Linked DNA regions of Homo sapiens: region 2 is linked to region 1. Evidence: read pairs that join two places in POLR2A ChIA-PET (ENCODE). Cell type or tissue: MCF 10A. All regions are shown on one strand. Links, peaks and the distances in the headings refer to the core of each region. The heading gives the core; the rest is flanking DNA. Region 1 overlaps LIMA1 (LIM domain and actin binding 1). Region 2 overlaps FAM186A (family with sequence similarity 186 member A).

The links. Peaks named below come from ENCODE experiments on the same cell type or tissue, not always from the same donor. Only the 100,000 strongest peaks of a DNase experiment are listed, where the experiment ranks them.
Region 2: POLR2A ChIA-PET joins it to region 1 with 6 read pairs; 4 of 35 experiments call an interaction of 5 or more read pairs at or near these places.

The regions. Positions count from the first base shown.
Region 1 is chr12:50,220,032-50,228,769 of GRCh38, reverse strand. It overlaps LIMA1 (LIM domain and actin binding 1), which reads left to right. Exons shown (of 11, transcript NM_016357.5): 4 at 6,285-6,749. Among named protein-coding and RNA genes, the nearest start is that of MIR1293, 9.8 kb to the left of the region's middle. RefSeq lists enhancers at 6,056-6,105, 6,136-6,195, 6,035-6,886. In MCF 10A, for the core only: no CTCF peak of the experiment used is centred there; a DNase peak (open chromatin) is centred at 4,239.
Region 2 is chr12:50,337,822-50,346,559 of GRCh38, reverse strand. All of the region lies in intron 4 of FAM186A (family with sequence similarity 186 member A), which reads left to right. Among named protein-coding and RNA genes, the nearest start is that of FAM186A, 54 kb to the left of the region's middle. In MCF 10A, for the core only: no CTCF peak of the experiment used is centred there; no DNase peak of the experiment used is centred there.

The sequences.
Region 1 (8,738 bases), core at 2,814-5,313:
TTTGCACATGTAAACTGTAACATGTTTTATTAAGACATCCAAATGGAAATGTCAGTAGGAACTTGGATACTATATAAAAATCTAGAATTGGAAGAGATCCCCGCTGCGGATAAAATGGACATGTGTCAAAGTGTCAGTGGTACTTAAAGCTATGAGGTGCATGATATAAGCTAGGAAGTGAGTGTAGACAGAGAAGTGGTCTCATGACTTAGCTCAGGGGCACCTTGGTGTTTAAAGGTTGGAGATATAAGGAGTAACCAGCAGAGGAAACAAGTGCCAGAAGCCGAGTGAAGAAAGTGTTTCTAGAAGGGGAGTTAACAGAATCAAACACACAGGTAAGCTGAGAATTGACCATCGGATTTGGCAACATGAAGGTCATTGGTCATCTTGTGTTGTTTGGGAGTGGTAGAATAGAGGCCTGAATTGGACTAGGTTCAAGACAGTGGGTTAAGAGAAGTTGACCCCACGAGTATAGACAATCATATGTGGAGCATCTCTTATGTTCCAGCTCCTGAAGACACAAGAAGAATAAGATGTATTCTCTACCTCCAAAGGGACTGTTTAGAATTTGGAAAATAGAATTACAACCCAGGTGTGATAAGTACCATATCAGGCCCGGCGCGGTGGCTCAAGCCTGTAATCCCAGCACTTTGGGAGGCCGAGGCGGGCGGATCACAAGGTCAGGAGATCGAGACCATCCTGGCTAACACGGTGAAACCCCGTCTCTACTAAAAATACAAAAATTAGCCGGGCACGGTGGCGGGCGCCTGTAGTCCTAGCTACTCGGGAGGCTGAGGCAGGAGAATGGCATGAACCCAGGAGGCGGAGCTTGCAGTGAGCCAAGACCGCGCCACTGCACTCCACACTCCAGCCTGGGTGACAGAGCGAGACTCCGTCTCAAAAAAAAAAAAAAGAAAAAAAAAATTACCATATCAAATAAATACTCAGAGTGGGCTGGGGGAGAATTTAGGAGGGATCTGAACTGTGCTACATCTAGAAAGGCTTCCCAGAAGAGGCAGTGCCTGACTCAACCCTAAAGGACCAAGAGGAATTAGCTAAGCAGAGGCGACAGGGAGTGGCAGAATCTTTGTATTCTAGATGGAGGAAGCAGCACACGCACAGCATGAAGGCATAAGAGAACAGGCCTACTTGACAGATGAAAAGATGGTTGTCGCATTCACCAAGATAGACAATTCAAGAAAAGAAACAGGTTAGAGAGTGAGGAGTAAAGGGAAGACTTCGGGCCTGGCACGGTGGCTCACATCTGTAATCCCGGCTGAGGCGGGTGGATCACCTGAGGTCAGGAGTTCGAGACCAGCTTAGCCAACATGGTGAAACCCCATCTCTACTAAAAATACAAAAAATTAGCCGGGCTTGGTGGCTCACGCCTGTAATCCCAGCTACTCGGGAGACTGAGGCAGGAGAATTGCTTGAACCCAGGAGGCAGAGGCTGTGGTGAGCCAAGATTGCACCACTGCACTCCAGCCTGGGTGACAGAGCAAGACTCCATCTCAAAAAAAAAAAAAAAAAAAGAAAAGAAAAAAGAAAGTGAAGACTTCAACCTTAATCAAGAAGGAGTTTAAGATGCCTCTAGCACTTCCAGGTAGAATTGGTAGAAAAGGAGAGATGTCTATCTAGAGATAAGTTCTATAACTCTGTCTATATAGATACACAGTATACATCTATCTATGTATTTGTTGATACTATAATCTATATGGTGGGTGAAATCGGGATGAATAACATCATATACAGAGAATATGTAAAGTAAGCAAAGCAGAGGACCTAAGACAAAAACCCTGAGGGACCCCACCATATAAGGGAGGGACAGAGGAGGAGAAACCTGTAAAAAAAAAAAAAAAAGAAAAAGAATTACTAAATTATGAAACTGAGTAGTGGCCAGATAAATGAGAAGAAATCTTTTTTTTTTTTTTTCATATGGAATCTTGCTCTTTCGCCAGGCTGGAGTGCAGTGGCATGATCGCAGCTCACTGCAACCTCCGCCTCCCGGGTTCAAGCGATTCTCCTGCCTCAGCCTCCCGAGTAGCTAGGATTACAGGCGCACGCCACCACGCCCACCTAATTTTTGTATTTGTAGTAGAGACAGGGTTTCACCATGTTGGCCAGGATGGTCTCAATCTCTTGACCTTGTGATCCGCCCGCCTCGGCCTCCCAAAGTGCCAGGACTACAGGTGTGAGCCACTGCGCCCAGTGAAATCTTTTTTTCATTATTGTTTTTTTCTACACCCTTCTTGCATCTCAAAATGGGAAGAAATCTAAGAAAAAGGGGTATCACAGAAAAGTTGGAAGCAATTTTTACCAGGGAGAGTGGTCAGTAATGTCAGATGCTATAGTGAGATAAAATAAAGCAGAAGCCTCCAGTGCTTTTAGCAGTTGAGGTAAGTGGACGTGAATAGGTATTTAAAGAAGAGGGTGGGCATGGTAGCTCACACCTGTGATCCCCACACTTTGGGAGGCCGAGGTGGGAGGATCACTTGAGCCTGGGAGTTTGAGCCTGGGCAACATAGTGAGAACCCTCTCTATAAAAATTTTAAAAATTTAGCTGGGCGTGGTGGCATGGGCCTGCGGTCCCAGATACTTGGGAGGCAGAGGTGGCAGGATCACTTGAGCCCAGGAGGTCAAGGCTGCAGTGAGCCGTGATCATGCCACTGCACTCTAGCATGGGCAATAGAGCAAGAACCTGTCTCAAAAATAAATAAGTAAATAAATAAATAAAATAGATAACAAAGAAGTAACAGTGTAAAAACATGCTTAGCCTCACTGATGATCAGATAAATGTAAATTAATAATGAGATATAAATTGTAATCTAAACAGTTGGCAAATAATTTTGAGCAATACATATATTCATCAGTGGGGGAATGGTAATTGCACATACAGTATAATATACTATATGGTTATTAAGATTTTGGCCAGGCATGGTGGCTTACACCTATAATCCCAGCACTTTGGGAGGCCAAGGCAGGTAGATCACCTGAGGTCAGGACCAGCCTGGCCAACATGGTGAAACCCCGTCTCTACTAATAACACTAAAATTAGCCGGCATGGTAGTATGTTCCTGTAAGCCCAGCTACTTGAGAGGCTGAGGCAAGAGAACTGCTGGAAACTGGGAGGCAGAGGTTGCAGTGAACCAAGATCGTGCCACTACACTCTAGCCTGGGTGACAGAGTGAGACTCCGTCTCAAAAAGAAAAAAAGATTGAAGATTTCATGTATGGGCATGAAAAGATATCAAAAGCACATTAGGTGATTAAATGCAAAGTGTAGAACAGTAAGTACAGTATGATTTTGTACAAAAAAATACATATAGTGTACAAAATAGAAAAAAAGACAACATATATACCATATAAACTGTCAGGACTGGGTATCTAGGTTGGGAGAGGTGGGGAGTCAAGTAGGGAAAATGGCATGTATTACAGCATCTATTCATGTCGGGTACATATTTCTATATTGATTGAGAGTTTTTCCCCCAATAAGTTATTACTTTTTTAATTGAGAAAAATAATAAATTAAAAATAAGATAATGTTATGAACATTTTAAAGAGACAGTTGGGGCCAGGCGCAGTGGCTCATGCCTATAATCCCAGCACTTTGGGAGGCCGAGGCAGGCAGATCACCTGAGGCTGGGAGTTCGAGACCAGCCTGACCAACATGGAGAAACCCCGTCTCTACTAAAAATACAAAATTAGCCAGGTATGGTGGCACATGCCTGTAATCCCAGCTACTCAGGAGGCTGAGGCATGAGAATTGCTTGAATCCAGGAGGCCGAGGTTGCAGTGAGCCGAGATCACGCCATTGCACTCCAGCCTGTGCAACAAGAGTGAACCTCCGTCTCAAAAAAAAAAAAAAAAAAAAAAATGCCAGGCATGCTGACATACACCTGTAGTCCTAGCTACTCAGGAGGCTGAGGTGGGAGGATCACTTGAGCCCAGGAAGTCAAACAGCTGCAGTGAGCTATGATTACACCACTGCATTTCAGCCTGGGTGACAGAGCGAGACCCCGTCTCTAAAAAAAAATTAAAATAGGATCATGCTGTCTTATAATTTGCTTTCTTCATTCAAAAGTATCCTATGAGCATCTTTTCATGTCAATAAGTATACTTTGATCACATGATAGGTATCTGAGAAAAACAGTGTCCAGTTACCAAGGCAAAGTGCCACTTTGATTGTCAGGGCTCCTGTGTGGTTACAGTAAGGGCAGGTGAAGTCAGAGACCTAGATGACTCATCCATTGTGTGGCACGAGACCTTACAGAGCCAAGAGTGCTGCTGGCAGTTAGGGTAGAACCAGCTTCTGGAGCTGTTCTGTAATTCCTTCTTTTCCAGCAAGAAAACTTTTTAAGCTTCTTATATCTCTGATGCATACATTCTTCCCCCAATGGATCATTTTGTAAGCTAAAATTTAAACACTAGAATCAAGCAGTTCTATAATTTCTTTTCAAGCCTTATTTCTACTTGATGAAGTGGCTTTCAAGAGTATATTCAGAAGAGTAATAGGGTGAGAGACTTAATTCCCAAAATAGCTGCTAATCCTGTTTAATTCCTAGGTTGTTTGTCCTTTCTTTCTTAGTTGAAAGACTGGTGAGTCACAGACTACAGGAGAGAAGGTATTGGAGTTTGCAGTTTGTTGGGAAGGTGGTGCTGTTCAATTTATTTAGGAGTACAGTCCTTTCAAAGTACGGGACATTTAATTTAATTTAATTTTTCTTTTTTTTTTTGAGACAGAGTCTCACTCTGTCACCCGGACTGGAGTGCAGTGGCGCGATTTGGGCTCACTGCAACCTCCGCCTCCCAGGTTCAAGCCATTTTTCTGCCTCAGCCTCCTGAGTAGCTGGGACTACAGGCGCGTGCCACCACGCCCAGCTATTTTTTGTATTTTTAGTAGAGACGTGGTTTCACGGTGTTGGCCGGGCTGGCCACGAACTCCTGACCTCAGGTGATCCACCCGCCTCGGCCTCCCAAAGTGCTGGGATTACAGGCATGAGCCACTGCGCCCAGCCGGGACATTTAATTTTCAACAAGCGTGTTTCCTCTATTATGGAACAACAGTGACAATTTCCAGGTTGTTTTCAGTCTGTCTTACATGTATAAATTAATTCCATTTTTGGCCCTAGTGAAAGTGAACTCTCTTAGATATGTAAATGTGTGTCCTTTGATCATCTGAGTGATAAGTAGTGGTATTTGCATTTGAAGCCTGCATATTTTACAACCAGAGGATCTGTAAAACAGTGAATTTCTTGATAACTGAGAATTTTTTTTTTTTTTTTGGTTGGGGGATGGCGTCTCACTTTGTCACCCAGGCTGGAGTGTAGTGGCGCAGTCTTGGCTCACTGCAACCTCCACTTCCCAGGTTCAAGCGATTCTCCTGCCTCAGCCTCCAGAGTAGCTGGGACTATGGGTGTGCACCACTGCACCCAGTTAATTTTTGTATTTTTTTTAGAGACAGGGTTTCTCCATGTTGGTCTGGCTGGTCTCAAACTCCTGACCTTGTGATCCGCCGGCCTCGGCCTCCCAAAGTGCTGGGATTACAGGCGTGAGCCACCGTGCCTGGCCCTGATAAGTGAGAATTTATACACAGATAAACTTGTAGAGAAGAGCAGGGAAAAAAAAAAGATTAAATTCTTATGAAAAATAAAATTTGACTGCTCATATGCATGTAAATTATGTCAGATATAACTAAATATTTATGCAAATACTTGGAAAGTCTGGGGACTTCTCCAGGGTTCTACAAATTGTTTCAATCCTTGCTGCCACTATCCGTAATTAATGGTATAGTTTCAGCTATCCTGCAACTATCCTGCATCTTTGTCTTATTTAAAAGAAGAAAAAAAAACCCAGCAGAATTTACCATGTTATTTTATGGCAGGTAATGATGAACTTTGCTGATGTGTAGTTACAGTGTTTCAAGCACTTGTATTTTGCTTTTTCTTTCTTGTTTTTTTCCCCATTAATCTTTGGGTAAAAATCTCTTGTTTCGCATGTAACTATCATTAGAGCTGGGTTTGCCTTTCTTCTCATTTTGTCCTTATAAGGCCATCCTGTTTTATCACTTCCTGCTTCAGCTCCTGAGTTTTTCTCTCTTCCCCTCTCCCTCTCCCTCTGCCGGGTGGATGCTTTCTCCATGTGGCAAGGCTGTAACTGTTCACAGCTGTCTGAAACAGCAGTGGACCAGGAGCAGCTTGGAGTTTTAACTTTCATTTTACAAAGAACAACATGTTTGAATGTTTCAGCAGGCAAGTTATAACTGGCATCTACTTCTTGTTCTTCTAGAACACCGAAAATCTCTCCCAGCACTTTAGAAAGGGGACCCTGACTGTGTTAAAGAAGAAGTGGGAGAACCCAGGGCTGGGAGCAGAGTCTCACACAGACTCTCTACGGAACAGCAGCACTGAGATTAGGCACAGAGCAGACCATCCTCCTGCTGAAGTGACAAGCCACGCTGCTTCTGGAGCCAAAGCTGACCAAGAAGAACAAATCCACCCCAGATCTAGACTCAGGTCACCTCCTGAAGCCCTCGTTCAGGGTCGATATCCCCACATCAAGGACGGTGAGGATCTTAAAGACCACTCAACAGAAAGTAAAAAAATGGAAAATTGTCTAGGAGAATCCAGGCATGAAGTAGAAAAATCAGAAATCAGTGAAAACACAGATGCTTCGGGCAAAATAGAGAAATATAATGTTCCGCTGAACAGGCTTAAGATGATGTTTGAGAAAGGTGAACCAACTCAAACTAAGGTAAGAATTGGGCGGGTTTGAAACTTGAGAAAGCCAATTCAAGCACTAAACAAAGCTGTTTTTCCAATCTAGCTATTTTGAGTAGAGGCGAATATGTGGTCAGTATGTCTTTTGATTCCAGTTAGATAAGTTAATAGTCTCAAATGCATTATTTACATAGATGCTAAGATTTGTGAGTCTCTGACACAATTTCATGTTAAATCAGGTTCACACTGGGATTCAAATTGGTATCTAGAAATGAAGAGAGTTTAATACCGATTGGATTATGTGTTTTTGTACACTTGCCCTTTTAAATTGTCTTCCTGTGTTCTTTATCATTTGTAGCTTTGGGGGTGGAATTACTGCTGAATAGCTCTCTGCTTGGACACAGCTGCAGACTGAGTGTTAAGGCCGGAGTTTAACATTAAGACTGAGGCTTACTTGTCTCTGCTAGCTGAATCCCTTCTCTTCTTCTCAACTTCCTCATCTGTGCCTTCCAACAAATGTTTTCTATCAGCTAAAATCCTCTCTCAGGCAAAATCAATGAAGATAGCCAGACTAGCTATAGCTTTCGGGAGTTTTGACTTGCAAATGCACAGGGTTGCGTTTTCCTACAACTGCTAATGAAATTTGATCCTTCATGTGGATTGCAGACCTCGTCCCCAGAGGGAATTACTTAACTAGAAAATGAGTTACATATGCTGGTGATTTATAACACAATCCAGAGGCCACAGAGCTGGTAAATTTTTCCAGTTTTCTCATACTTTCCTATATATCTGGCTTTGTACATGGGGATGGTTCGTTACAACAGTCGTTATAATGAAATAAACAGACCTGATGGGGAGCAAAACCATCTGTTACTCTAGATTCCACCTAGATGGGAAAGCTGGATTTTTTTTAAGCTAAATATTTGGCCCAAGTCCCTATGTTTGGAAAGTAATATAATAATATTAAGCATTCTTTCTGAGATAAAAAATAACTCATCCTGTAGTCTTCAGTTATATTAGATGTGATATTGTCAATCCCTTCCCATGACTTGCAGTGCCAGTCACTTTTCTACTTAGAATTAGAAAAGTTCTTGAATGTTTGCGGGTCATGTTTGAAGTTGTGCGAGTTTTTGACGATGTGTAAAGCTACAACACTTCTCTGTGCATGAGCTTTAGCTCTACTTTAACAGTGAAACCAGTTGGCAAGAGATGTAACCACAAAGCAGTTTTATAACGTTTCTTAACTCTCTTCCCTCTCAAGTTTTTAGACCTTTAGTCCTGCCAACTCCTTCTTTCCCCTTTATGGTTTTAATTTAAAAATTTGTTTTATTTAAATGGGAAGAAGAATTTTAAGTGGAAGGAAAAAATGTCAGAAATCCTAAATAGAGAGGAAGGGGTTTTGTTGTGACTCAAAGCACCATTGTAAGTCTCCTCCTCCCAGACCCTGCTAGGAACAGGACAGCTGATGTCATGCCAGTACACACAATGTAGATTCAGTGCAAAAGGCTGCTGCATGTTGAAACTGGCCAAAGGTAGGAAATGACTGGGACTGTAGCAGACAAAAATGCTGATTATGTGTAAGGATATGGTGAGACACTTTTTCTCATAAATATCTAGTGAGATATGGGTCAGAACAAGCCTATCTCCCTAAGGCTGCTTGGAGAGGAGAAAAACTTTCCATATAAGATCTTACTAGTCCGGGCGTGGTGGCTCAAGCCTGTAATCCCAGCATTTTGGGAGGCAGAGGTTGGGGGATCACTTGTGGCCAGGAGTTCGAGACCAGCCTGGCCAACATGGTGAAACCCCGTCTCCACTAAAAATACAAAAATTAGCCAGGCATGGTGGCGTTGCTGGTAGTCACAGCTACTTGGGAGGCTGAGGCAGGAGAATCACTTGAACCTGGGAGGTGGAGGATGCAGTGAGCCGAGATCATGCCACTGCACTCCAGCCTGGGCAACAGAGTGAGACTCTGTCTCAAAAAATATATAAAAATAAAAATAAAGATCCTACTAGATGGCTGATA
Region 2 (8,738 bases), core at 2,494-4,993, 120 kb before region 1:
GTATGTTTAAATAAATGTATAAAACAGATACAGGGCTGGGTGCGGTGGCTCATGCCTGTAATCTCCCAACACTGTAGGAGGCTGAGGTGGGCAGATCACCCAAGGTCAGGAGTTCACCTGGCCTACATGATGAAACCCTGTCTCTAATAAAAATACAAAAATTAGCTGGGCATGGTGGTGTGTGCCTGTAATCCCAGATACTCGGGTGGCTGAGGCAGGAGAATTGCTTGAACCCGGGAGGCAGAGATTGCAGTGAGCTGAGATGGCGCCACCACTACATTCCATTCTGTATGACTTTCTTTCTTTCTTTCTTTCTTTCTTTTTTTCTTTCTTTCTTTCCTTCTCTCTCTCTCTCTCTTTCTTTCTTTCTTTCCTTTCTTCTTTTTTTTTTTGGCGGGGTCTGGCTTTGTCGCCCAGCTGGAGTGCAGTGGTGCAATCTTGGCTCACTGCAACTTCTGCCTCACAGACTGAAGCAATCCTTCTACACAGCCTCCTGAGTAGCTGGGACTATAGGCACACGCCACCACGCCCGGCTAACTTTTGTATTTTTTTTTTTTTTTTTGAGGCAAAGTCTCGCTCTTGTCCCCCAGGCTGGAGTGCAATGGCACCATATAATACTATTCAAAGTAGTCTACAGATTCAATGATATTCCTATTAAACTACCAATGTCATTTTTCACTACATTAGAAAAAACTATTGTAAAATTCATATGGAACCAAAAAAGAGCCCAAATAGCCAAAGCCATCCTAAGCAAAAACAACAAAGCTGGAGGCATATTACATTATCCAACTTCAAACTATACTATAAGGCTACAGTAACCAAAACAACATTGTACTGGTACAAAAACAGACACATAGATCAATGGAACAGAATAGAGAACCCAGAAATAAAGCCCCATACCCACAATCATCTAATTGTGGACAAAGTCAACAAAAACAAGCAATGAGGAAAGGACTCTCTGTCCAATAAATGATGCTGGGACAGCTGGCTGGCCATATGCAGAAGAATGAAATTGCATCCCTACCTTTCACCATATACAAAAATTAACTCGAGATGGATTAAAGATTTAAATGTAAGACCTCAAACTATACAAATCCTAGAAGAAAACCTAGGAAATACCATTCTGTTTCTTTTTTTGTTTTTATTTATGTATTAGAGACAGAGTTTTTGCTCTGTTGCCCAGGTTGGAGGGCAGTGGCACGATCTCACCTCACTGCAACCTCTGCCTCCTGAGTTCAAGCCATTCTCCTGCCTCAGCCTTGCTAACAGATGTTAGCAAGGCTGCAGAGAAAAGGAATGCTTATACGCTGTTAATGAGAATGTAAATTAGCTCAGCCACTGTGGAAAGTAGTTTGAAGATTTCTTGTTTTTATGGTGGTGGTGGTGTTTTGTTTTTGTTTTTTGTTTTGTTTTGTTTTTTAGACGAAGTTTTGCTCTTGTTGCCCACCCCTGGCTAATTTTTGTATTTTTAGTAAAGACAGAATTTCATCATATTGGTCAGGCTGGTCTCGAACTCCTGACTTCAGGTGATCTACCCGCCTTCGCCTCACACAGTGCTGGGATTACAGGCGTGAGCCACCGCGCTCGGCCTTGTTTTGTTTTTTGACATGGTCTCACTCTCTTGTCCAGGGCAATGATGGCTCACTGCAGTTTAGATCTCCTGGGCTCATGCAATTTTCCCATATCAGCCTCCGAGTAGCTGGGACTACAGGCCTATGCCATCATGCCTGGCTAATTTTTTAATTTTTTATTTTTTGTAGGGATAGGGTCTTACTATGTTTCCCAGGCTAGTCTTGAACTCCTGGGCTCAAGTTATCCTCCTGCCCCAGCCTCCCAAAATGTTGGGATTACAGGCCTGAGACAACATGCCCAGCTGAGATTTCTCGAAGAACTTAAAATAGATCTACCACTTGACCCAGCAATCCCATTACTGGGTATATATTCAAAGGAAAATAAATTATTATACCAAAAAGACACATGCACTTGTCTGCTCATTGCAGCATTATTCACAAAGACATGGAATCAACCTAGGTACACATCAGTGGTGGACTGGATAAAGAAAATGTGGTATATATACAACATATGGAATACTATGCTGCCATAAACAAGAACAAAATCATGTCCTTTGCAGCAAATGGATGCAGTTGGAGGCCATTATCCTAAACAAATTAACAGAAGAACAGAAAACCAAATACCGACATTCTTGCTTATAAATGGAGCTAAATGTTGGGTACACAGGGACATAAAGATGGGAACAACAGACACTGGGGACCACTAGTAGGGGAGAGAGGAAGTGGGACAAGGTTTGAAAAACTACCTATTGGGTACTATGGTCATAACCTGCGTGATGGGATCATTTGTACCCCAAATCTCAGCATCATGCAATATAACCATGTAACAAACCTGCATATGTACCCTCTGAATCTAAAGTAAAAGTTGAACTTACTAAAATAAAAAAGAAAAGTTGAATTAAACCAAATTCAATTTGAAAAAAAAAAAAAAATAGACTGGCTGGGTGTGGTGGCTTATCCTGTAATCCTAGTACTTTGGGAGGCCAAGGTGGTGAATCACTTGAATCCAGGAGTTCGAGACCAGCCTGGCCAACATGGTGAAACCCCATCTCTACAAAAAAAAAAAAAAAGGCTGGGTGTGGTGGCTCACACCTATAATCCCAGCACTTTGGGAGGCCAAGGCAGGCAGATCACGAGGTCAGGAGAATGAGGACTATCCTGGCTAACACAGTGAAACCCCGTCTCTACTAAAAATACAAAAAATTAGCTGGGCATGGTGGCGGGCGCCTGTAGTCCCAGCTACTCTGGAGGCTGAGGCAGGAGAATGGCTTGAACCCGGGAGGTGGAGGTTGCAGTGAGCCGAGATTGCACCACTGCACTCCAGCCTGGGTGACGGAGCGAGACTCCGTCTCAAAGAAAAAAAAGAAAAAAGAGAGAGAAAACAAAAACCCATGGATTAGCTGGGTTCGCTGTAGTCCCAGCTACTCAGGAAGCTGAGGCATGAGAATTGCTTGAGCCCGGGAGACGGAGGTTGCAATGAGCCAAGATCGCACCACTGCACCACTGCACTCCAGCCTGGGCAACAGAGCAAGACTCTGTCTCAGAAAACAGCAACAACAGCAACAACAATAAAAAAACCCTGAATGTTCAATTTTGTTAAATAATGTGATTTGAGCACTTTATTTTCACATGTATTAAAGAAAATGTGGGCTGGGAAGGTGGCTTATGCTTGTAATCACAGCACCTTGGGAAGCTAAGGCGGGAGGATTGCTTGAGGCCAGGAGTTTTGAGACCAGCCTGAACAACACATGGGGCCCCGTCTTTCTTTTTTCCTGAGATAGGGTCTCGCTATGTTGCCTGTGCTGGAGTGCAGTGGCGTGATCACTGTACACTGCAGTCTCAACTTCCCGGGTTTAAAATATCCTCCCACTTCAGCCTCCCCAGTAGCTAATTTTTAAACTTTTTGTAAAGATAGGGTCTCCTGTTGCCCAGGCTGGTCTTGAATTCCTAGGCTCAAATGATCCTACCACCTCGGCATCCCAAAGTGCTGGGATTACAGTTGTCAGCCACTGCACCCAGCCTGACTCCATCTTTAAAAAAAAAAAAAAAATTATCTAGTCTTGGTGGTGTGCACCTGTAGTCCCAGCTATTTGGAAAACTGAGACAGGAGGACTGCTTGAGCCCAGGAGTTCAAGGATGTGATGAGTTATGATCGTGTTGTGCCACTGCACTCCACCCTGGGTGACAGAGCGAGACATTGTCTCAAAAAAAAAAAAGGTCGGGAGCGGTGGCTCACGCCTGTAATCCCAGCACTTTGGGAGGCTGAGGCGGGTGGATCACGAGATCAGATCGAGACCATCCTGGCTAACATGGTGAAACCCTGTCTCTACTAAAAATACAAACAAAACTAGACAGATGTGGTAGCATGTAGCTGTAGTCCCAGCTACTCGGGAGGCTGAGGCCGGAAAATCACTTGAACCCAGGAGGCAGAGGTTGCAGTGAGCCGAGATCATGCCACTGCACTCCAGCCTGGGCAACAGAGCGAGACTCTCTCTCTAAAAAAAAATTTTAAAAAATAAAATAAAATAAAAAATAAAAAATAAAAAAGGAGATTTTTCCCCCTTAGTTCTATTAATATAATTATATTAAACCATCATTGCATTCCTGTCATAAATCCTATTTGTTCTACATGTAACATTCTTTGTTTTTTTGTTTTGTTTTGTTTTTGTTTTTGTTTTTTTTAAGACAAGAGTCTCACTTGGTTGCCCAGGCTGGAGTGCAGTGGCATGATCTCAGCTCACTGCAACCTCTGCCTCCCAGGTTCAAGCAATTCTCTTGCATCAGCCTGTTTCAGCCTCCAGAGTAGCTGGGATTACAGGCACGCCGCCGCCATGCCTGGCTATTTTTTTTTTCCTTCCTTGACTATATTGTAGAATCACTATATTTTATTAAGGATTTTTCTCATTCATATTCATAAGTTAAGTTTGGCAGGCAGTTTACTTCTTATGGTATTATCTTTGTGAAGTTTTGGTATAATCTTAAGCTTGCATCATTAAAAAATGTGGAAGTTTATCTTTTGTGCTCTGAAACAATTTAATAGTAAAATTAGCTGTTCTTTTAAGGTTTGGCAGATTTCCCCTATGATATTACACTGGCTTAGTACTTTTTGAAGGGAGTTCTTTGACAGCTTTCTCTCAATTTTATCTTTTTTTTTGAGACGAAGTCTTGCTCTGTTGCCCAAGCTGGAGTGCAGGGGCACGATCTCAGCTCATTGCAACCTCCGCCTCCTGGGTTCAGGGAATTCTCCTGCATCAGCCTCCTGAGTAGCTGGGATTACAGATGCACATCACTACGCCCAGCTAATTTTTGTATTTTTAGTAGAGACAGGGTTTCACCATGTTGGCCAGGTTGGTCTCGAACTCCTGACCTCGTGATCTGCCCACCTTGGCCTCCCAAAGTGCTGGGATTACAGGTATGAGCCACTGTGTCAGGTCGCTTTCTCAATTTTTAGGATTCATTTAGATTTATTGAAGACTTTGAGAACCTAAGTAGCATAATCTGACCTGTCTCAGTAAAATCATTTAAAAATATGACTTTATACAATCATAACCTTAATCCCATCGAGGATCAATTCATTCTTTCAGAAAGCTCTTCTCTAATATTTAATGTTATAATAACAAAATCACAGACAGATGCAACAACAAATAAAATACTGAAAGATTAAAAATTTTATGACAAGGATGGCTAGGTCAAGAAGATTCTAATATTATATGTAAGAGAAAAATACTACAGTAATATAAACTGTTTTTGAATAAAGATTTCTGTAGAGCCTCTGTAAGTGAAGAATTCTACATTTAAGTGCTAAAATATAGTTTTAGAATTGTATTCCCTCATGATCGGTGAAATATATCTGAGAAGAGATGACAGGGAAGATGTAAAATTAGAAAAGATGAGCTGGGCGCGGTGGCTCATGCCTGTAATCCCAGCACTTTGGGAGGCCAAGGCAGGCAGATCACCTGAGGTCAGGAGTTTGAGAACAGCCTGGCCAACAAGGCAAAACCCCATCTCTACCAAAAATACAAAAATTAGCTGGGCATGATGGCGTGCACCTGTAATGCTGGCTACTTGGGAGGCTGAGGCAGGATAATCGCTTGAACTCGGGAGGCAGAAGTTGCAGTGAGCCCAGATCACACCATTGCACTCCAGCCTGGGCAACAGAGCAAGACTCTGTCTCAAAAAAAAAAAAAAATTAGAAAAGATGATGATAATTAGACATTTGTTTCCATATATATTGAAGAAAGTTCTCAATAGTACTAGATGTTGTGCTCTCTAGATAGCATCACTTAATTCATCAACATTTTTTTTTTTTTTAAAGAGACAGGGTCTTGCTCTATCAACCAGGCTGGAGTGCATTGGTGTGATCATAGCTCACCATAACGCCAAACTCCTGGGCCGAAGCGACCTGTGTGTGCCATCATGCCCAGCTAATTTTTGATATTTTTTTTAGCGATGGATCTCCCTCTGTTGCCCAGACTGGTCTTGAACTCCTGAGCTCAAGCAATCCTCCTGCCTTGGCCTCTCAAGCTACTGGGATCACAGGTGTGAGACACTGAGCTCGGCCCATCAACATTTAAAAAATATCCACCACTTGTGGGGACTGTGTTAGGTACAGGGATTAGAGGGTAGAAGGATACAAAGATGGATAAGCTACATCCCTGCTTTCAATGCACCTAGTCTCCTCAGAGAGACAGTCACACAAAGAGATGATTATATCGTATGATGTGGAAAGTACAATAATGGCGCATGTGCAGTTATAGAAGAGGACTGAGGAGAGGCGGGAGTTAGGTACAGCTTCTGGGAGTTCAGACCTCTGAACTGTGCCTCAAAGAACCAGTAAAAGTCAGTAAGACAGGCAGGGCACTGTGGCTCACGCCTGTAATCCCAGCACTTTGGGAGGCCGAGGTGGGTGGATTGCTTAAGGTCAGGAGTTTGAGACCAGCCTGACCAACATGGTGAAACCCTATCTCTACTAAAAATAAAAAAATTAGCCAGGCACGATGGCAGGTGCCTGTAATCCCAGCTACTTGGGAGGCTGTGGCAGGAGAATCGCTTGAACCCAGGAGGCGGTGGTTGCAGTGAACCGAGATTGCGCCACTGCACTCCAGCCTGGGTGACAGAGTAAGACTCTGTCTCAAAAAAAGAAAAAGTCAGGAAAACAAAGAAGTCAGAGAGTGTAGCAGAGTAAAGAAAGGCAGCAGGAAGAAGCTCTGTGTGTGTGTGTGTGTGTGTGTGTGTGTGTGTGTGTGTAAAGTACTTTGTGGCTAATACTTAGAACACAAAGAAAAAGCAAAATGTAGTAAGAGATGAGACTGGAAAGATAAAAGAGAGGCAAGATAAAAGAGAATCCTAAATCACATGCTAAGGAACTTGTATTTAATTCCGTACTTAATAGAGGATAACTAAAGAATTCTTAGCAAGGGAAGTAAAATGCCAGTAATGTGGAAGACAGATTTAAGAAGAGTAAAGCTCATACAGAGGCATAAATTAGGACTAGGTGGCATCCACCTAAATGTTTTGAAAGAATATAAGGGTGAGAGTAGAATTACTAGGAAAATATTTACAGTTGTTTTAAAAGGATTCTATGCTAAGGTGATATATCAACAGTGTAACTCCTACTAAACAAGGGCATCCATGCCAGGCAAGCTGGTGAAGTCTAAATAAAAAGTAAAATCAGCCCGGTCTGGTGGTACACGCCTGTAATCCCAGCACTTTGAGAGGCCAAAATGGAGGAATTGCTTGAGCCTAGGAGTTCAAGACCAGCCTGGGCAACATAGTGAGACCCTGTCTCTACAAAAATTATAAAAATTAGCCAGGCGTGGTGGTATGTATGCCTGTGGTCCCAGCTACTTGGTAGGCTGAGGTGGGAGGATCCCATGAGCCTGAGAGGTTGAGGTTGCAGTGAGCCATGGATGCACCACTACACTCCAGCCTGGGCAACACAGTGAGACCCTGTCTCAAAAAAAAAAATTACTACAGTCTTGAAACAGTAAAAATGGATAGACTAAAGGAAATATAAATTTTATAGGAGAATCATGCTAATCTAATCTGGAATTGTTGGAGGAAACACTGACAAGGAGAAACTAAATGAAAATAAATTATGTAAATTTAGTTATGTGCATACAGGGGCTTATAATGCATCTACAACAAACACAAACTTCAGATATATTATTGCATTTAACTGGAAGAATGGGAATCAGGTTCAGAAAGGTCATCCTATTTGCCCAAATCACACAGCTAATAATTGGTAGAAGTGAATTTTTAAAAATCCATTTCCAAAGTCTATATAGTATACTATACTACCTATTATACTACACTGTCTTAAAGTAGTAACTGTAATGGTTTTTATATTTAAATCCTAATCATGCTTTCTCTTAAACATAGACTTTGAAGTCAAGCAGATCTTGGTTCAAATTTCCAGAACTTCTCTGAGACTTAAATGTGTTGCATGTAAAATGGATATAATAATATTTACTTCAAATAATGGTTGAGGCCAGGCATGGTAGCTCATGCCTGTAATCCCAGCACTTTGGGAGGCTGAGGCGGGTGAATCACCTGAGGTCTGGAGTTCGAGACCAGCCTAGCCAACATGGTGAAACCCCGTCTCTGCTAAAAATACAAAAATTAGATGGGCGTGGTGGTGCAGCCTGTAATCTTAGCTACTCGGGAGGCTGAGGCAAGAGAATTGCTTGAACCCTGGAGGCGGAGGTTACAGAGAGTTGGGATTGCACCATTGTACTCCAGCCTGGGCAACAAGAGCGAAACTCTGTCTCAAAATAAAATAAAATGAAAGGTTGAAAGGGTTAAATAAAATAACATATGTAGCTTGCAGCACAACAGTAGTAGTACAGTAGTAGTATTACCATAGTAGATGCTCAGTAAATGTAAAGAATCTCTATCTAAAAATCAATATTCCTTAGGACGGGGCAATGTTTTATCAACGTAAGTGGGATTGGCTAAGACAGTGGAAACAAAAGGTAAGGAGGATGAATAGCCATGATTCTAGATAGAGGCTTTTAAATAATAAGATACCCCCATGGTTACTACTGGATTGAATGCTCAGATTTTGTTTGTTTATTTGTTTGTTTGTTTGTTTTTAGACGAAGTCTTGCTCTGTCGCCAGGCTGGAATGCAGTGGCGCCATCTTGGCTCACTGGAACCTCCACCTCC